2 separate regions of the Homo sapiens genome follow, and region 2 is linked to region 1. A link is an interaction called in ENCODE POLR2A ChIA-PET data of the cell type or tissue named here. Cell type or tissue: A673. All regions are shown on one strand.

Region 1 (5,000 bases):
TCCGAACTGGTCTCCCTCCTTAAAGGGACCAGGTCTGATTGACCCCTGCATCCAGGAGAGGGCTGGGGTCACAGCAGGTGCTCAAGAAATACTTTTTGGATAATAAAGATCCCAAAGGGAACTGGAGTGGAACAATATTAGGGGTTCTGAGCTCTAGGCTCTGGGGCAATGCTCTTGGATCTGTGTGTGGCTGGACAAGGAGCTCTCCCTCATCTCACCCTCTAGCTTGAATCATCCATATATGTGCAAGGCTCCTACCCTTTCCCAGAAAAAAGCAAAGCCAGAATTCCCAAGCTCACCCTCTTCTCCATTTTCTCCACCCCACTTAGCTGCTGTCCAGCCACTTCTACCAACTACAGCAAGCCCCCCACCCCAGGGCTTTCCCACTCAACCACCTAAGGACTTATCAGAAAGATTTTTGCTGTGGTCACCTGCTGCCAAAACTCTCTCCCTTTCCCAAAGGGCCTGGTACTCAGAAACTTTTCTAGTGCCAGCAGAGAGAAATTGGGATAGGAAGAAGGAGGGCTACTTTATTGGAATTCTGGTCCCCTCCCTAACCCTCCAAGCCAAGTTTTTTCCTACCTCAGGACATTTGTACATGCTATTCCTTCCACTCGGAAGGCTGGGCCAATACCCCAGCCTAAGCGTTATTTACCCCTCAAATTTCAGCTTAAATATCACTTCCTTTGTGAAACCTTCCCTGATCCCCACCCCACCTCCAACTAGCCCAGCTCTCCTTATTATGCAGTAGCATCACGTACTTCTTCTTTACATATTAATAGTTTCCCATGTATTTATTGTGTAATCATTGGATTTTTTGTGCATCACCTTCACACAAAAAAGTATTGTGTAAAACTAACCATTGAATACTATGCTCAGTAACTTAGTTGACAGGATAATTCATACCCCAAACCTCAGCATCACAAAATATACCCAGGTGGCAAATCTGCACATGGATCCCTTGGATCTACAAGAAAAATTGAAAAAGGCTGGGCACGGTGGCACACACTTGTAATCCGAACATTTTGAGAGGCTGAGGCAGACAGATCACTTGAGCCTAGGAGTTCGAAACCAGCGTGGGCAACATGGCAAAACCCTGTCTCTACAAAAAAAAAAAAAAAAAAAAAAAAAAAATTAGCCAGGAATGGTAATGTGTGTCTCTAGTTGCAGCTACTTGGGAGGCTGAGGTGGGAGGATCATTTGAGCTGGGAAAATAGAGGCTGCAGTGAGTCGAGATCTTGCCCCTGCACTCCAGCCTGGATGACAGCAAGACCCTGTCTCAAAATAATAATAATAATAATAAGTTGAAAAAAACATAAAAAGATCTTGTGTGTTTCTGTGCCCTCCAGCTTAGTGCAAGCCCTGACACACAGGTGCTTACTTGATGAGTGACTGAATAAAGAAGCTCAGTTCCAACTTTGGTTACTTCGTAATTTTTTTTTTTTTTAAAGAAGCTCACAATCAAGAAGTTGTGAAAGAGGGCTGGGTGTGGTGGCTCATGCCTGTAATCCCAGCACTTTGGGAGGCCAAGGAGGGCGGATCACCTGAGGTCAGGAGTTCGAGACCAGCCTGAACAACATGGTGAAACACCGTCTCTACTAAAAATACCAAAAAAAAAAAAAAAAAAAAAATAGCTGGGCATGATGTTGGGCGCCTGTAATCCCAGCTACTTGGGAGGCTGAGGCAGGAGAATCGTTTGAATCTGGGAGGCAGAGGTTGCAGTGAGCTGAGATGGCACCATTGCACTCCAGCCTGGGTGAAAAGAGCAGAAGTCCATCTCAAAAAAAAAAAAGAAGTTGCAAAAGATATGTAAATGACCAAGTACATGAGTGAAATAATTGCTAAGAAAACATACATGTTGGCTGGGCTCCGTGGCTCACATCTGTAATCCCAGCACTTTGGGAGGCCGAGGAGGGCAAATCACCTGAGGTCAGGAGTTCAAGGCCAGCCTGGCTAACACAGCAAAACCCCGTTTCTACTAAAAATACAAAAAATTAGCCAGGCTTGGTGGCACACACCTGTAATCCTAGCTACTCAGGAAGCTGAGGCAGAAGAAATGCTTGAATCTGGGAGGCAGAGGTTGCAGTGAGCCGAGATTGTGCCTTTGCACTCTATCCTGGGCAACAGAGCGAGACTGTCTCAAAAAAAAAAAAAAAAAAAAGAAAAGAAAAGAAAAGAAAACATACATGCCTAGTGCAAGTGAATTTCCCCATTCTGGACATTGGAGGAACAAATGAAAATTCAAAGGCTTCTAGAGGGTTTTCCACAATGACCTTCTAAAATGAAAACTTGGAAATGATCAATTTATTTTATTTTTATTTTTTTGAGGTGGGGGACGGAGTCTTGTTCTGTTGCCAGGCTGGAGTGCAGTGGCACGATCTCAGCTCACTGCAACCTCTGCCTCCAGGGTTCAAGCAATTCTCCTGCCTCAGCCTCCAGAGTAGCTGGGACTACAGGTGCGCAACACCACACCTGGCTAATTTTTGTATTTTTAGTAGAGACGGGGTTTCACCACATTGGCCAAGATGGTCTCCATCTCTTGACCTCCTGATCTGCCCGCCTCGGCCTCCCAAAGTGCTGGGATTTCAGATGTGAGCCACCGCACCTGGCTTTTTTTTTTTTTTTTTTTTTTTTTGTAGAGATGGTGTCTCACTATGTCGCCCAGGCTGGTCTCGAACTCCTGGGCTCGAATTCCTGGGCTCAAGCCTCCCAAAGTGCTGGAATTATAGGCATGAGCCACTGCACCTGGACTTCTAGTCTACTTATCTTTAAAAGGCAGTCTCATTTCTGTGGTCACAAATTCATATAACAACGCTGTTGGCTTCCATTTATGGAGAGCATGTTCTATGGCAGGCACTGGGCCAAATGCTATGTGGATTATCTCATTTAATCCCCAAGCAGTCCTATAAGCATATAGAGTTATTATTATTCCATTTTGCAGAGGTTAGGTTACCTACCCAAGCCAGAACTGAGATGCCAAGCCAGATCTGTGTGACTCCAAACCCCAGTCTCCTGACTACTAGACTATGATGCCTCCCAGAACAAAGACTAGAAAGTCACCCAGAAAAACATACTCCGTCTGCCTCTGTTCAGCAGAGTTTCCCCACCACCCCGGTGTAGGGCAATGACTCACTTGGAGCTTGGGAGATTCTTTATTATTATTATTATTATTATTATTATTATTATTATTATTATTATTGAGATGGAGTCTTGCTCTTGTTGCCCATGCTGGAGTGCAATGGCACAATCTCGGCTCACTGCAACCTCCGCCTCCCGGGTTCAAGCGATTCTCCTGCCTCAGCCTCCCGAGTAGCTGGGATCACAGGCATGTGCCACCACACCTGGCTAATTTTGTATTTTTAGTAGGGATGGGGTTTCTTCATGTGGTCAGGCTGGTCTCGAACTCCTGACCTCAGGTGATCCGCCCGCCTTGGCCTCCCAAAGTGCTGGGATTACAGGTGTGAGCCACTGTGCCCGGCCACTTGGGAGATTCTTGAGTTCATCCCCACTGTTGGGGGGAACCAGGGTAGACACAGTCCTTCACACCTGGGTCACAGAGGAGTTTGAGCTGTATTTGGAGCTTGTTCATATCCTGACCTCAAGGTGGGAGAAATGAAGAGAAAAATGGATGGGAAATCCTGGGCTAACCCAGGGCATCAGAAGGCGTCAGCAGGAGAGAAACAGAAATCACTGAAGGAGTCAGAGCAGAAAGGAACTCCCTGGGGAAGCTATTAACAATTTAGTATGTGGGAATGTGGCTCCCACCTGCCAAAGAGACAGAGCTGCCTGATGGAAGATACAGCGGCTGCCTCCCAGTGAGCAGGCAGCTCCCCTGGGTTGCCTCTCAGTCTGGCTCCATCAGCAAGCTCCAGGAGGGGGAGGATAGTAAAAATAACTATAAAATAATGCAAAGGACTTTTGACTTTCCAAAGTACTTCCAGGCCGGGAGCAGTGGCTCACGCCTGTCATCCCAGCACTTTGGGAGGCCGAGGCGCATGGATCACTTGAGGTCAAGAGTTCAAGACCAGCCTGGTCAACATGGTGAAACCCCATCTCTACTAAAAATACAAAACTTAGCCAGGTTTGGTGGTGGGCGCCTGTAATCCCAGCTACTCAGGAGGCTGAGGCAGGAGAATCACTAGAACCTGGGAGGCGGAGGTTGCAGCAAGCCGAGATCGCGCCATTGCACTCCAGCCTGGGCGACAGAGCAAGACTCCACCTCAAAATAAAAATAAACAAACAAACAAACAAAGCACTTCCAGATTGATGACTTCATCTTGACACCAGCCTGATACACGGGGAAGTTAGGCTTCATTATCTTCATTTGCTAGCTAGGAAGACAGACATCTAGAGAGCCTGATACACGGCAAATTGGCGAAAGAAATAGGATTGGCACTATCCATGTAGTTGCTCAAGCTAGAAACCTGAGAATCATTCTTGACTCCTCTCTGTCTCTTTCCACCACTTCTAAGCAATCACCAGGTCCTGTCCATCCTTCCTTTATAATCCCTGAATCCCGCCATTGTTCCTTATTCTTATTACCAATGTCCTCCTAGTCTGACAAACCACCATTTCTTCTTTTTTTTTTTTTTCTTGAGATGGAGTCTCGTTCTGTTGCCCAGGCTGGAGTGCCGTGGTGTGATCTCAGCTCACTGCAACCTCTGCCTCCCGATTTCAAGCAATTCTCCTACCTCAGCACCCCGAGTAGCTGGGACTACAGGGACGTGCTACCATGCCCTGCTAATTTTTGTATTTTTGGTAGACACAGGGTTTCACTATGTTGGCCAGGCTGGTCTCGAACTCCTGACCCCGGGTGATCCGCCCACCTTGGCCTCCCAAAGTGCTGGAGTTATAGGCACCATTTCTTGCTCAACTACTGAAATAGCCTCTGAAATGACCTCCCTGCACCCAGGCTTGCTGCCTTCAAGCAGTAACATGGCTCCAGGGTGCTTCACACCTCCACCTCTCTCTACCTCACCAGCCCCTTGTACCACCTTACA
Region 2 (5,000 bases), 210 kb after region 1:
AAAATACAAAAAATTAGCTGGGCGTGGTGGCACGCACCTTTAGTCCCAGCTACTCAGGAGGTTGAAGCAGGAGAATCGCTTGAACCCCGGAGGCAGAGGTTGCAGTGAGCCGAGATTGCGCCACTGCACTCCAGCCTGGGTGACAGAGCAAGACTCCGCCTCAAAATAATAATAATAATAAGCCTCTGACGGACCAGGCACTTTGGGAGTGGCTCATGCCTGTAATTCCAGCACTTAGGGAGGCCAAGGCAGGTGGATAACATGAAGTCAGGAGTTCAAGTCCGGGCTGACCAACATGCAGAAACCCCATCTCTACTAAAAATATAAAATTAGCCAGGTGTGGTGGCGCATGCCTATAATCCCAGCAACTAGGGAGGCTGAGGCAGGAGGATCGCTTGAACCTGGGAGGCGGAGGTTGCAGTGAGCAGAGATCGTGCCATTGCACTCCAGCCTGGGCAACAAGAGTGAAACTCTGTCTCAAAAAAAAAAAAAATTGATGAAGCATCTGGGCGCAGTGGTTCACGCCTGTAATCCCAGCACTTTGGGAGGCCAAGGCGGGTGGATCACCTGAGGTTGGGAGTTCGAGACCAGCCTGGCCAACATGGTGAAACCCTGTCTCTACTGAAAATACAAAAGTTAGCCTGGTGTGGTGGCACACACCTGTAGTCCCATCTTCTTGGGAGGCTGAGGCGGGTGGATCACGAGGTCAGAAGATCGAGACCATCCTGGCTAACATGGTGAAACCCCATCTCTACTAAAAATACAAAAAATTATCTGGGCGTGGTGGCGTGCGCCTGTAGTCCCAGCTACTCAGGAGGTTGAGGCAGGAGAATCGCTTGAACCCAGGAGGCAGAGGTTGCAGTGAGCCGAGATTGCGCCACTGCACTCCAGCCTGGGTGACAGAGCAAGACTCCACCTCAAAGTAATAATAATAAGCCTCTGACGGACCAGGCACGGTGGCTCATGCCTGTAATCCCAGCACTTTGGGAGGCCGAGGCAGGCAGAGTACCTCAGTTCGGGAGTTCGAGACCAGCCTGGCCAACATGGTGAAACACTGAAAATACAAAAGTTAGCCTGGTGTGGTGACACACACCTGTAGTCCCAGCTTCTTGGGAGGCTGAGGCAGGAGAATCGTTTGAACCCAGGAGGCAGAGATTGCAGTGAGACGAAATCGCCCCACTGCACTCCAGCCTGGGCGACAGAGCAAGACTCTGTCTCAAAAAAAAAGAAAGAAAATTGATGAAGGAGACCAGGTACAGTGGCTCACACCTGTAATCCCAGCACTTTGGGAGGCTGAGGCAGGAGGATTGATTGAGGCCAGGAGTGTGAGACCAGCCTGGGCAACATAGTGAGACCCTGTCTCTGCAAATAATTTAAAAGTTAGCTTTGTGAAGTGCACCTGTAGTCCCAGCTACTTGGGAAGCTGAGGTGGGAGGATCACTTGAGCCCAGGAGGTCGACATTGCAGTGAGGTGTGATTGCATCACTGCACTCCAGCCTGGGCAACAGAGCGAGACCCTGTATCTAAGGAAAAAAAAAAAAAAACGATGAAGGAATGAAAAGATACCCTAAAGCAAGTAATTTTCCTCTCCTGGCCCCAGCTTTCTTATCTGTGAAATGGGGATGATTGTGCCAACCTCACCACGTCACAAGGATGAATAAGGATGTTTAAAAAGAAGAGGCAGGTCATGTGCAACAACATGGATGGAACTGGAATTATAAGTGAAAAAAGCCAGGCACAGAAAGACAAACTTTTTACATTCTCACTTACTTATGGGAGCTAACAATTAAAACAATTGAACTCATGGAGATAGAGTAGAATGATGGTGACCAGAGGCTGGGAAGGGTAGTGGTGGGGGGAAGTGGGTATGGCTAATGAGTACAAAAACATAGTTTTTATTTTTATTTTATTTTTATTTATTTGTTTTTTGAGATGGAGTCTCGCTCTATCGCCCAGGCTGGAGTGCGGTGGCACGGTGTCAGCTCGCTGCAGCCTCTGCCTCCCAGGTTCCAGTGATTCTCCTGCCTCAGACTCCGCGGTAGCTGGGATTACAGGTACATGCCACCATGTCCAGCTAATTTTTGTGTTTTTAGTAGAGACAGGGTTTCACCAATGTTGGCCAGGCTGGTCTCGAACTCCTGACTTCAGGTGATCCGCCCACCTCGGCACTCAGAGTGCTGGGATTACAGGCGTGAGCCACCACATCCAGCCAAAAATGCAGTTAAATAGAATGAATAAGATTTAACATTTGATAGCACAACAGGGTGACTACAGTCAACAGTAATTTATTGTACATTTAGAAATAAAAACGTATAACTGGATTGTTTGTAATACAAATAAAATATAAATGTCTGAGGTAATGGATATTCCCCACCCCCCACAAAATAAAACAGGTGAATTTTTATGGGTTTAAAAAAAAAAAGAGGCAGGACCAAGTGCACAGGAAGACCCCTCAGCCCCCTCTCCATGGGGAGGAAGCTAAGAAACTCATTCTGAAAACCTTCTAAGAACCCTAGGAGGGAGGGATTATCAGTCTCATGTTACTGACTGAGGAGGAAACCAAGGCTCAAGGAGGCCAAGTAACTAGCTCAAGGTCACAAAAGAGAGTTAAGTGACTATGCTTTTTTCTTTTTTTATGAGACGGAGTGTTGCTCTGCCACCCAAGTTAGAGGGCTGGAGTGCAGTGGCGGGATCGTGGCTCGCTGCAACCTCTGCCTCCTGGGCTCAAGCAATTCTCATGCTTCAGCCTCCTAAGTGCTGGGATTACAGGCATGAGCCACCACACCCAGCTAATTTTTGTATTTTTAGTATAGACAGGGTTTCGCCGTGTTGGCCATACTGGTCTCGAACTCCCAACCTCAAGTGAACTGCCTGCCTAGGCCTCCGAAAGTGCTGGGATTACAGGCGTGAGCCACTGCACCCAGCAAAGTGGCTGTGCTTTTTGCTACAGCACAATGATACCCACTAAGCCCTACACCTGCTGAGATTCGGCCTAACATAAACAGTGTCTCTTCCATGAAGCCTTCCCTAATTGCTCCCAGGACATTCCCTGCCTAGCAGTTCCCATCATAGGTTAGGTTACCAGGAGGCAGATTCTGAGATGGAGATGAGTGTGCAGATGTTTATTAGGGGATATTCTTGAAATGGATACCTGTTTGGGGAAGAAAAGGAAGCAGGATTGGGCAAGGGGATAACTTGGCTATGATGTCACAACAGTGTCCTCAATGAAGCCCACAGAGACTGATAAAGTTGGTTTTGACTTTCAGAGTTGTCCAGAGCTGGGGCAAGAGGGAGTCCTTTAAGGCCCCCCAGGAGATGAACTTTGGATACAAGCTGCCCTGAAGGGAGGGCCTTTCCCAGAGAGTGGGGCAAGCTGAAGTCCATCATCCAGTGGCACTCCAGCAGCTGGGGAGAGGGTTGATGGGTTCCCCAGCCAGAAAGGGGGATCTTGGTGGCTCATCACAGTGGCCACTGTGTGCCCAACATAGTTGCTACACATTCATGTTCATCCCAGCCTCCAACATCCATTTTTCAGCCCCTGGGCCTGGTCGGGGGGGCATTGGCCAGCAACCCTGGGTTTGACGTCACATATTAATCCCATGCCCAGAATCATTTTAGCCTGAGGACATAAGAAGCCTCCAAGCCAAGCTCCCCCTGGAATTCCCCGCACCTGCCTTTGCCCATGCATCAGCTTCCTGACGCTGGCTTCTCAGTGTCTGAGCCCAGGAATGCTGCCAGAGTGGCCACATCGCAGCCAAGAAAAAGGGAGTGGGAATGAGAGCTTTTGTCATTCAATTCACAGCGCGGCAGGCTCTGGGTGAGCACATCCTGTCCACTGTCTCATTTGTGGTCACCACCTCCCTTCAAGGTGGGATCTTTTATGAGCCCCATCGATAGATAGGGACACTGAGGCTCAAGGACAGGAAGTTGCACATCTGGTCTCTCAGGCCTTTCTTTTCTTTTCTTTTTTTTTTTTGAAACAGAGTCTCACTCTGTTGCCCAGGCTGGAGTGCAGTGGCGCAGTCTTGGCTCACTGCAATCTCTGCCTCCCAGGTTCAAGCAATTCTCCTGCCTTAGCCTCTGGAGTAACTGGGATTACAGGCATGCACCACCACGCCTGGCTAATTTTTGTATTTTTAGTAGAGACAGGGTTTCACCATGTTGGCCAGGCTGGTCTCGAACCCCTGACCTCAGGTGATCCACTGTCCTTGGCCTCCAAAAATGCTAGGATTACAGGCGTGAGCCACCATGCCTGGCCATCAGAACTTTCTTTTCTGTAGAAAGCCTCGACTCCAAAATCCAGGAAGCATGACTGTGTCAGGATACTGTTTATATGAACCCTTCTGTCATTTGTCCTCCAGAGAGATATTAACACTCCCCATCCCACCAGGTGGGCTAAGGCTGGGACTGCTTTAACCCTTTCTCTCCTAGAGTCAACACTGGCATGGGCCTGAGTGCTGCTTCCTGCTGGGGGACCTGGGGATTTGGGTCTTGTGGATGAGCCGGACACCCCCCCAGCCCTCTTCTAGCTTGATGTCCCCCTGCTGCAGGGCCTGCTGGATAGCATCAGCGAGGGTGTCAAAGGCCAGGTCCACATTGCAGTTGTTTTTAACCGAGGTCTCCACGAAGGCCATGCCCAGGGAGGCAGCTAGCTCCTCGGCCTCCTGGGCTGAGACACAGCGGGTGCTCTGCAGGTCACTCTTGTGGCCAACCAGCAGGAAGATGACCTTGTCCGGGCCCTGAGTGGCCATGACCTCCTGGTGCCAGTCTTGGATGTGTTCAAAGGACTTCCTGTTTGTCACATCAAAGACCAGCAGGACACCCACCACATTCCGGTAAAAGGACCTGGTGATGCACCTGGGGAGGCAGGGAGGTGGAAAGGTAAGCTGGGAGAGGCTGATGCCTCCATGACACCCCCAGAGGCAGGACCTCCTCCCCCTGGGATCCACAGAATGCCTCACACCCCAACAGGGCTCACTTCACACGGCCCCGTGGTTCTC

What was found. Peaks named below come from ENCODE experiments on the same cell type or tissue, not always from the same donor. Only the 100,000 strongest peaks of a DNase experiment are listed, where the experiment ranks them.
Region 2: POLR2A ChIA-PET joins it to region 1 with 6 read pairs; 5 of 35 experiments call an interaction of 5 or more read pairs at or near these places.

The regions. Positions count from the first base shown.
Region 1 is chr1:28,806,020-28,811,019 of GRCh38, reverse strand. No RefSeq gene overlaps it. Among named protein-coding and RNA genes, the nearest start is that of OPRD1, 3.6 kb to the left of the region's middle. RefSeq lists an enhancer at 3,465-3,972. In A673, no CTCF peak of the experiment used is centred here; no DNase peak of the experiment used is centred here; H3K27me3 peaks cover 903 bases.
Region 2 is chr1:28,593,551-28,598,550 of GRCh38, reverse strand. RAB42 (RAB42, member RAS oncogene family) reads right to left here. Exons shown (of 2, transcript NM_001193532.3): 2 at 3,102-4,857. The coding sequence ends at 4,434. Among named protein-coding and RNA genes, the nearest start is that of RAB42, 3.8 kb to the right of the region's middle. RefSeq lists an enhancer at 4,558-5,000. In A673, no CTCF peak of the experiment used is centred here; a DNase peak (open chromatin) is centred at 2,530; H3K27ac peaks cover 788 bases.